Regions from separate parts of the Homo sapiens genome. Here region 2 is linked to region 1. Evidence: read pairs that join two places in POLR2A ChIA-PET (ENCODE). Cell type or tissue: IMR-90. All regions are shown on one strand. Each heading gives the region's core, and the rest is flanking DNA. Links, peaks and the distances in the headings are about the cores only.

Evidence for each region. ChIA-PET counts read pairs that join two places held together with the same protein. Peaks named below come from ENCODE experiments on the same cell type or tissue, not always from the same donor. Only the 100,000 strongest peaks of a DNase experiment are listed, where the experiment ranks them.
Region 2: POLR2A ChIA-PET joins it to region 1 with 5 read pairs; 5 of 35 experiments call an interaction of 5 or more read pairs at or near these places.

What each region holds. Positions count from the first base shown.
Region 1 is chr4:119,014,686-119,019,796 of GRCh38, reverse strand. The region is part of intron 1 of SYNPO2 (synaptopodin 2); the gene reads right to left. Among named protein-coding and RNA genes, the nearest start is that of SYNPO2-AS1, 33 kb to the right of the region's middle. In IMR-90, for the core only: no CTCF peak of the experiment used is centred there; a DNase peak (open chromatin) is centred at 2,976; H3K27ac peaks cover 2,336 bases.
Region 2 is chr4:119,292,444-119,296,998 of GRCh38, reverse strand. USP53 (ubiquitin specific peptidase 53) reads right to left here. Exons shown (of 19, transcript NM_001371395.1): 19 at 1,481-4,555. The coding sequence ends at 3,788. ARLN (allregulin) reads left to right here. Exons shown (of 2, transcript NM_001001701.4): 2 at 1-580. Among named protein-coding and RNA genes, the nearest start is that of ARLN, 5.9 kb to the left of the region's middle. In IMR-90, for the core only: no CTCF peak of the experiment used is centred there; no DNase peak of the experiment used is centred there.

The DNA.
Region 1 (5,111 bases), core at 671-4,670:
ACATGGGTTTCAACTGTGTTGCTCCTATGCTTACTACCTGTCTAAACCTAGATGAGTTACGCTACTACCCTAAGCTTTAGTTTTCTAAAGTGTAAAATGGTGCTAATAAATTTTATCGTCTAGATGTTTAATCAGGATTAGAAATAATGTGTGTAAAGTTCCATGATGTACCTACAGCTCAAAGAGGTGCTCAAGAAGGGACTGGTGAATTCAGACGTGTTGGCTTTCTACACACACAGAGTTACATATAAAATATTTTTAAAAATTAAAACAGACAATATTATGACTCAATGTGTTATAAGTTCAAAATTGAGTATAATTATCTTTCATAAACTGTGATTTGACACAAAATACCTGCGTGAGCACATCATGTAATTCCTTTCCTTTGAAAACATTCCTTTAGAGACCTCATTCTACATATAATATATTAGACCCTGAGTGAGTTCTTATCCTGTATTCTTTTTCAGTATCTCCCAATTTAATCAGATCACATAACTAAGAGATATTGGTAATGTCAGTAGTTACCAAATGCAATACTATGTTTCATTGCTTACCACCTTTTTGTTTTGGTTTGCTAATTTTCATTTTAGGTTTAGGGGTACATGTGAAGGTTTGTTACAGAGGTAAACACGTGTCACGGGGGGTTGTTGTACACATTACTGCATCACCCAGGAATTAAGCCCAGTACCCAAAAGTTATCTTTTCTGCTCTTCTCCCTCCTCCCAGCCTCCCCCATCAAGTAAACTCCTGTATCTGTTGTTTCCTTCCTTGTGTTCATAGTTCTTATCATTTAGCTCCCACTTATAAGTGAGAACATGCAGCTTACCAACTTCAAAAACTTTTTATTTAAAATTATTATGGATACATAATAGTTATACATATTTATGGGGTATGTGTGATATTTTGATACAAGCTAATGATCAAACCAGTGTAATTAGGGTATTCATCACCTCAAATATTTATCATTTCTTTGTGCTAGGAACATTTCAATTGCACTCTTTTAGTTATCCTGAAGTATACAATAAATTATTGTTAACTATAGTCATGCCACAAAACACCAGATCTTATTTCTTCTAATTGTATTTTTGTACCCATCAACCATCTCCAGTTTATCCCCCTCTCCTCTCTACTACCCTTCCCAGTCTCTGGTAACCATCATTCTACTCTCTATCTTTTATCAAAAAGAGAGGTAATAATGAATGCTGGCAAGGATGTGGAGAAAGGGGAACCCACATACCCTGTTGGTGGGAATGCAAATTAGTCCAGTCACTATGGAGAACCATATGGAGGTTCCTCAGAAAATTAAAACTAGAACTAGCCAGCAATCCCATTGCTGGTTATATATCCAATATAAAGGAAATCAGTATATTGAAGGGATATCTGCACTCCCAAGTTTATTGCAGCACTATTCACAATAGCCAAGATATGGAATCAACCCAAGTGTCCATCAGTGGATGAGTGGATAAAGAAAAAGCGGTACATATACACAGTGGAATATTATTCAGTCATAAAAAATGAAATCCTGTCATTTGCAACAACATGGATGGAGGTGGAGGGCATTATCTTAAGTGAAACAAGCCATGTGCAAAAAGACAAATATTGCTCATTCTCACTCACATGTGAGGATTTCCATTTCTTGATCCATGCCAGGAAAGATTTGTTTTACCAACACCAAGTGAAATTGGAAAGTTAAGACTTCTCGGGGAAATTTAACGACATTATTTACATTTCATAGACTAAATCTGAGAAGACTTTCGGCTATGCTAATTTAGTTTTATGAATAAATAATTCCTTGCAAAATTAAAAAAACCTCGTTTTTCTCTTGTGTTGTTCTCTCTTCATTTCCAGGTCTTCCAAGACTGACTAGAAAGCAGGTCTCAGATTTGATTTCTCATCGACCTAGTACATAAATTATTTTGTGTTGTGTATATGGCCTATCAATCATGCCAGCTTGCTGTCAGAACTAAATTTTGTCTCAGGAGCTGCATTTTCATGTATAATTCATTGACAAGTACTGTTGGAAAATGTCAGAGTGGGTGATAGAAACAAGACAATCTCTTCCTTAAATCCACTATTATAATCTATTGAAATCAATGAAAAAGAGAAAATTAGCATACATTTGCCTATCACATGTGGGGCTATTCTCAATCCATATGATGAAGTCTCAGGGACCTGGCAATAACTAAGAGAGGATGAGAGAGATGATTGTGATCTCAGGCAACAATTAAAGTTTTAGAGATTTTTTTTTTTTTTGACAGAAAATGTACACTACATGTTCTAGTAGTTCTTTTGGAAGCTCCCGCCTTTCCTCAATTTTCCACTTCAGGCATTTCTCAAAACTGCCTCATACCTGTAAGACAAGGTTTAATAAGCATTCCCTTACCCCAACTGGATCTTAAACCAAAGCCTTAGGTAGGTCTGTATTCTTCAACTAATACCAGAGGAATGGTCAGAGGAGGCAGAGCAAGATGATAGTAGCTAAGATCTTGGAAATAAGTTCATAATTCCATTTTCAGAGGGCTTGCTATCCAGATCCTAAACACCAACCTCAGTCCTTGGGATTCAGTTCTACAAATCATGTGTCTAAATAATGAAAATAAAGTTAAAACTGTGTATTCAAATCTGGTGACAGGTGTAAATTCAAACAGACACTACAATTTTTGGTTATTCTACACTCAGTACCTCAATTCAAGCTCATAACCTGTTCTCATGTTGGGTTTTGGTTTGAAGATCATGACCTTTCTTCCTCTTGTCACCAAGATATATCCAGACAAAAACGTTTTCTTTTGGATAATTGTCTTTACTCTCAGAGACCAAGTCACCATAAAAGTAAAAAGTATTCATGGTAGCAACCTTGGAAAGGTTCCTGGAGTAATAACTATCTTTGACAGGAATGAGAGCCCTAATTTGTGGGGCTGCATACTTAAGAATCTTCATACCAAAGTGATTCCACAGGCAGAAACGATGCTGCAATATAACTGCTATGAGCTGTTATAAAGCAGCCATCATGATGCTAGAAAACTAAGTACAAATATGGAATGGTATTCTCTGCTTTTCTTTCTTTCCTAAGAATGTAAACATCCTAGCTCTTTCAGGCAAACACTGATAGAGCAGAGCCTAGCAGGACATGTGCCTGTCTACTTTTTGCTGGATAAATCATGAAAGATTGCACAGAGGTCTTTGAATTACAGGCAGATTATTTTTATAAACATTTGTGCAGAATATGAAAAAATACTTTTTAAAAAACTCCTAATAAAAGCACATGTAAAATTTAAAAGCATCTATGTAAATACTCTTTTTAATAAGAATTACTAAGAAAAGAGAGCAGAACTAGAACTATTTGGGTTTCCTAAATTTTAGTTGATTTTTTTTTTTTTTTGAAATGGAGTCTTGCTCTTGTTGCCCAGGCTGGAGTGCAATGGCACAATCTCTGCTCACTGTAACCTCTGCCTCCCAGGTTCAAGCAATACTCCTGCCTCAGCCTCCCAAGTAGCTGGCAGGCTCCCACCACCACGCACAGCTAATTTTTGTATTTTTAGTAGAGATGGGGTTTTGCCATGTTGGCCAGGCTGGTCTCGAACTCCTGACCTCGTATACTGGACATACAACTTTTAACTGAGAAATTAACATGCTAATAAGAATTAGTTACCTAAAGAACTTACAAGTAAGCTCTCAACAGTCTTTTGAATGGTCAAAATACAGTTAAAAATAAAGTTCACTAAAACTTCTGGACATTACTGAAAGTATATGGATCCTATCCTCAGTCTATTTCATCAATTTTATACAATTCTATTTACCATCGTTATTTGGTTTAGAAAATTAGAAGTGGGGAGAAAATCATGTATCCTGTATAAAGGAAAATGGCAAAGTTAATACAAATGCCAAAGTTAGGGAGTAAAAGCCAAATTTAAAAACACATGAAAATCTTAACAACAACAAAAAGGCTCAGAAGATTGGGCCACTCACTGAAGGTGTAAAAAACTCTCATATGCTCAATAGGATTTAATGCCTCTGCTCTATTCGAGTAAAATAATGGGCATTAATAATAATGATCCCAAGACATTTAAAATGTTTATATCATTTTTAGCAGACTGATTAGATGCAGAAGAACACGTGATATCTTTAGGAACGAGTACATCCCAAATAGCTAAATGAGGTTCTGATATCTAAAGGTATAATTGAACCTGAGGCATTTCTGCATTAATAAAGTAAAGGAAATGAATTGGAATCCATAATGTAAGGTCCCAGATACCTTGCTTGTATTGCTTTTTTTTCTGAAACTGTTTAGTTTCAGATATAAACATCTCATGTACCCAACAAATATACCTGTCTGAGTGCCCTGTTTTTCTATAGCTCTAGACATATGAAGTCTGCATTTGTCTCAACTAGATGAATCCATTTATTCTTCTAGTTTTCTCATAAATAAAACTACAGATAAAGAAGATATATGTAAAATGAAAATTTTTCTCCAAATGACAGGAGTAGAGACTTTTAAAAATTTATAAATTCTATTATTTTGCTGCGGACTTGCAGTTATTAGTAAACTGGCGATCTTGCCTTAATTCTGTCACTAACTCATGTGATTTCGAGCAAAGCATTTAAGCTATTAGGGAATCATTTTCCACACCTGGAGAATGAAGGCATTCCCTCCAGATTCCTAATTCTATACTTTGTCAAACTATAATACATATAAGATACATTAGGGTGCTTCCATTTTGGAAAGAATCACATCAAATTGTCATTGAAGTTTTCATTTAAAAAGTATCAACTGTACAAATTTATAAATACTTGTCATAGTTTTAATTCAAGAAAGTTAAGTTGACTGCACTGAACATTTACTGTAGTAGGGTACTGGGGGAAAAGACAGGGCCAATAATGTCTTCACATGACTGAGATAATATCTGCCTTCCCAGCCACAGCACATACTTGAGAGGTTTGATTGACAAAAAAACTGTCTGGTGCAGGAGCCAGGGGGATTTAATCACATCAGAAAGACAGCCTTTCGGGGAAGAGCTGGTTTAAATGATCACTTTCAAGGCTTTAATTAACTGGAATTTCATTTAGGCCATCATCGGTGTTTAAGAGTATGTGATCTATAGAAGCAATTCTTA
Region 2 (4,555 bases), core at 1-4,000, 280 kb before region 1:
TTAACAGTTCTCACATAGTTTACTGTTAGGTCACACACAGACTTCCGATCATAATCCATACTGCCTTTTTGAGCCTAAAATCAGCCTACTACCACAATTACCAAATATTCTGAAAATTTCTAGTATGGTGAAGATGGAGAGATCTTGGTGTGAAGGTTAATTTTATATGTCATCTTGATTATGCTAGGAGATGCCCAGATTTCTGGGTTTGTCCATGAGGGTGTTTCCAGAAGAGATTAGCATTTGAATCAGTAGACTGAATAAAAAAGAGCCACCCACTCCACTGCGGGTGGGCCAACCCCTTGAGGGCCTAGCTGGAATAAAAAGGCAGAGGAAGGGCAAATTCTGTCTTCTCTCTGCTTGAACAGGGACATCCATGTTCTATCCTTGGACATTGGTTCTCCTGATTCTCTGGCTTTCAGACATGGACCAGGGCCCCTGGTTCTCAGACCTTTGGGTTTGGACTGGAACTACACCATTGGCTTTCCTGGGCTTACTGTCTGCGGAAAGCAGATTGTGGGACTTCTCAGCCTCCATAATCACAAGAGCCAATCCCTCATAATAAATTTATTTCTATATATATCCTGTTGATTCTCTTTCTATGGCAAACCCTGACTTAGTAATATGACATGACTGTAATTGGCATTTTCAAAATGGTGGCAGTATGAAGGCTGAATCTTTCCTATAGGTAAGAAATTGTACCTACCATTAAACTGTGCCATAGCAAGTATAGTGACTGCTTACATTGCCCTCAGTTTGAAGGCTTTTAAGAAGTGGATAAATGGAACGCCAAGAAAAGTTGCAAACTTGCTAAGATAACAAAACAAAAAAGACATCAAAAGAAAATGTGACTTTACTCTGATAAATTCTTTTGTAAATTTCACACCATTTTATATAAAGTGAAATGATTGTTTTAGTAGTTCCTTTTGAAATGAACTGGCTTGTTAGCAGTTGCAAGGGATAGTTTTTAGGGAGCTTAACCTGAACGTTTTAGGATGTAAAGAGCTGCAAATACTCAGTCCGTAAGTGGCATGGGAGTACATTTGGAGACTTCAGCCTGTGAGCTAAGAATATTTTTTACATTTTAAAATGGAGAAAAAAAAAACTTTCATGACATGAAAGTTATATGCAATCTGGATTTCTATGTTGACAAAGTTTTACTGGAAAACAGCCATGCTCATTCATTTACATATTGTTTATGGCTGCTTTCACATTACAAAGGCAGAGTTGAGTAGTTATTACAGAAATATTATGGTCCACAAAGCCTAAATTATTTTCTATCTTTATAGAAAGTTTGCCAACTCCTTTTCTAAGGAGCTGTGCTTTAGACCTTGCTGGAGTTTAACTCCTAGGATCTCCTGTGATAACCGTTTATGATCAGTGAAATTCCAAGTACCCGCGACTTAACATGTCCCAAAATAATCCACGTTGGTGGGAGGGTGACACACAGTTCATGAATGCAAAGAGAAGTCCAATCATATAAACTTAAAAATCAGTTTATCTTAAAATTTTTTTGAATTAGAAGAAATTGATTTCACATGAAAATATAACATTCTGAAGGTAAGTATTTTAAACATTACAACTGTTGGCTGAAATATTTACAAAGTTATAATAAGCTTATAACTGGATGAAAGCATCTATAAAAATAAATAGGCACCCTAGATGTAAAACTTTTACATGAAATAAAATGATTAGTATATATGTATCAATCTGTATCTGGAGTGTTGAATCAACAAAAATAAATGGGCATTTTCTAGTTTGTGTAGTAGTACATGAGTCAGGAGGTTTCAACTGGACAGTACTTAAAAGAGGCAAAACTGGACATTTCTATTTGATATCTACAACTCAACTGAGTTGAAAAGACAAATGTCTGAGACTGCTGTTAAATACAAAAATTAGTTTAAATGTTTCAAATAATACATTTCCAACTCACATCTTAACCAAATAGAAAAAAAAAACTACACAAACTGTGAAAGCTATTAAAAAACTTGAAGCCCATTTTTCTAGTATCTTACAATGTTATAAAAGAAGAAAAACTTTGGTATTTTAAATACAGGTTTACAAACTTTACATTATTTACAAACCCTCCACACTAAAAAATTATGTTAAAAATAAGCTTTCTTAAAACAAAATTAATTTGGCATTCAAGTATTTCTAACTTACGAGAATATAAAGTAATGATCACTCACTATTATAGTTTAAAAAGGCTAGTAAAAACTATAGGCAGAAGATAAAATTTGGCCAAGACTTGGTAACTGGGTGAAGTTAGACTTTTATAAGCAATTATTTTCTGTTTAACAGTATTCACATTAAATTAGTTACAACATTTTAGAATGTTTTAACACGATTTACGCAATCAGTCAAGTGGCTACATTTACTAGTTTATTGAATATGAGGTTTATCCATTTAGCAATGTAAGGAAAACTTTAGTTCTGTTTCTCAGTTATCAGGAGTGAACATAAAACTATTCTAAACCACAATTAGTTTACCAGCATAGTACAAAATAAAATGACAACTAACGAAATAAAGCAATTAAAGTAACTTATTTTTACTCATAAGGTTACCATAATAATAAAAATTCCTTTAATTTTCAAAGCACTCTTCATGAAAAGTAGTTGGGGTAAAATTACTATTTGTTCAAAGTAGAATAAAAGGGAAGGATGCTCTAATTAAACATTTTATTAAAATTAAACTCTCTATATGAAAGGTAGAAATTTAATCTGGAAACCTAGATAGATTTTCAAATTCAGATAAAATGGGTTGACAACCTATAAGCAGGTAATATTACAGCAAAGAAAATGTAGGCAATTACAGTGACATTCCCAATAAGAGGGTGCCCTACATTAATTCCTAACACTGGTGGTTAGCAGCCCAAAGTAAACCAAACCAAAATAAAGACCTTTCACATTTCATATAAAATTAGAAAAAAAGTAACGAGATAAATAAATACACTAAAGTTTAAGTATTTTAACTTTTTAACTTACATGGCTAAAGTAGCATTTATGAATACCTATAATAGTCAAAGGCCTAATTTATCTTAACTAGATATTCTGAAGACAAAAATTCTAGGAGCAAAATTAAATTCCATCCGATCTTGAAAACTTACAAATTGTTAATCATATAAGGCTTTTTTTCCCCAAATGCTATCAAATTCATAAGTCATTTTTTTTAAAGACACTTAAAGGGATCATATGCAGTGACTATCATAGAAGTCAAAAACAAATGGGTGAAGCCCTTTTCTGGTTACCCATTAGAAAGTGCTTCTTCATAAAGCAATTCTTTGACAAAAAAGTACCAGGCTATGTATCACCTGGTACTTTTCAATTAGCATAGTTTATAATCTCCATACATGAGTACTGGTTAGTTTAATACTTCCCAGTCTACTGGCCACAAAATAGGGGGACAAATTTAATTTTTATTCAACTGTAGCATATGACAAATGAATTATTATATCTCCCTGATTTTCTATTTTTCACGGCACGCCAAGACTATTCAAAGGGAATTTCTAAAATATCTAAGATATTGATCATAAAATTATATATGTGTATACACATATACACATACATATGTATAGTGATTAACAACTTTAAAAATGCCACAGGCTTTAATTTTATGTATCACTAGGTTTGGTCAGTAGGTTCCTATTATATTTAAATGGCCTCTGAGAAGTAAAAGTTGGTCAGTTTTACCAGTTATCTATTACAATGTATGCTAGGTTTATATCTTTGTTCAGAAGGGCAGCTTGAACCAAGATTATTATGTAACACAGGTCTAGTCCTTTTTCACTCTAAGATAGTGAATTATTACAAAAGCCACTGCTCTCTGGAAAAGAGAGCTTGGGCCTCTGATGGTATTTCAATCTATATGTATCCGTCATGCAGCTATCAACTGAAAAATAGGTAGTTAATGAAACTGTCTCATTTGGACAGGTAGAAATAGAGTCTAGTTCTGGTTGGCAAAATGCATCAATGGCACCTGAGTTTGCCTGAAAATCGTTAGTTGAGGAGCTGGATGGACAGTTTGGTGTGTTGCCAAAACATTCTCTCACTTGAAATGTTTCTTTATGTCTTTCATCATTCATATGTGTACTCACTTCTAAACTTGGTTCTGAAGCTGTACTTAAACTGTGCTTCGGAAGATGAGAGGTAGCTTTAAACACCTCTGTAAGTTTGACATCAGGTGTAGATTCGCTTTTCTCTGACTGTGGCACACTGGTTATAGCATATTTCTTTGGTGGCAAAGGGGGTGGTAGATTCTGGCAAAAAAGTTTTGGCATCTGACACCCATCAGATCTGCTGGCTGACCGAATTATACATTCTGTGGATAGAGAGTTCTCAAAGTAACATTGATCCATGATATTTTGTTGCTGGATGAGAGGAGCAGTTTCTGGCTTTAACCCAACAGTTCTTAGGTGTGAAGACCATAATGAAGATGGTTCATTACTGTTCACTCTCTTCCCAGAAGCAGAGTTATCAACGTGAAAAGGCAAACCTGTTCTCTCAGAATTTTCTATATTAAGCCACTCAGAAAATTTGCATTCATTCGGTTTTTCAAG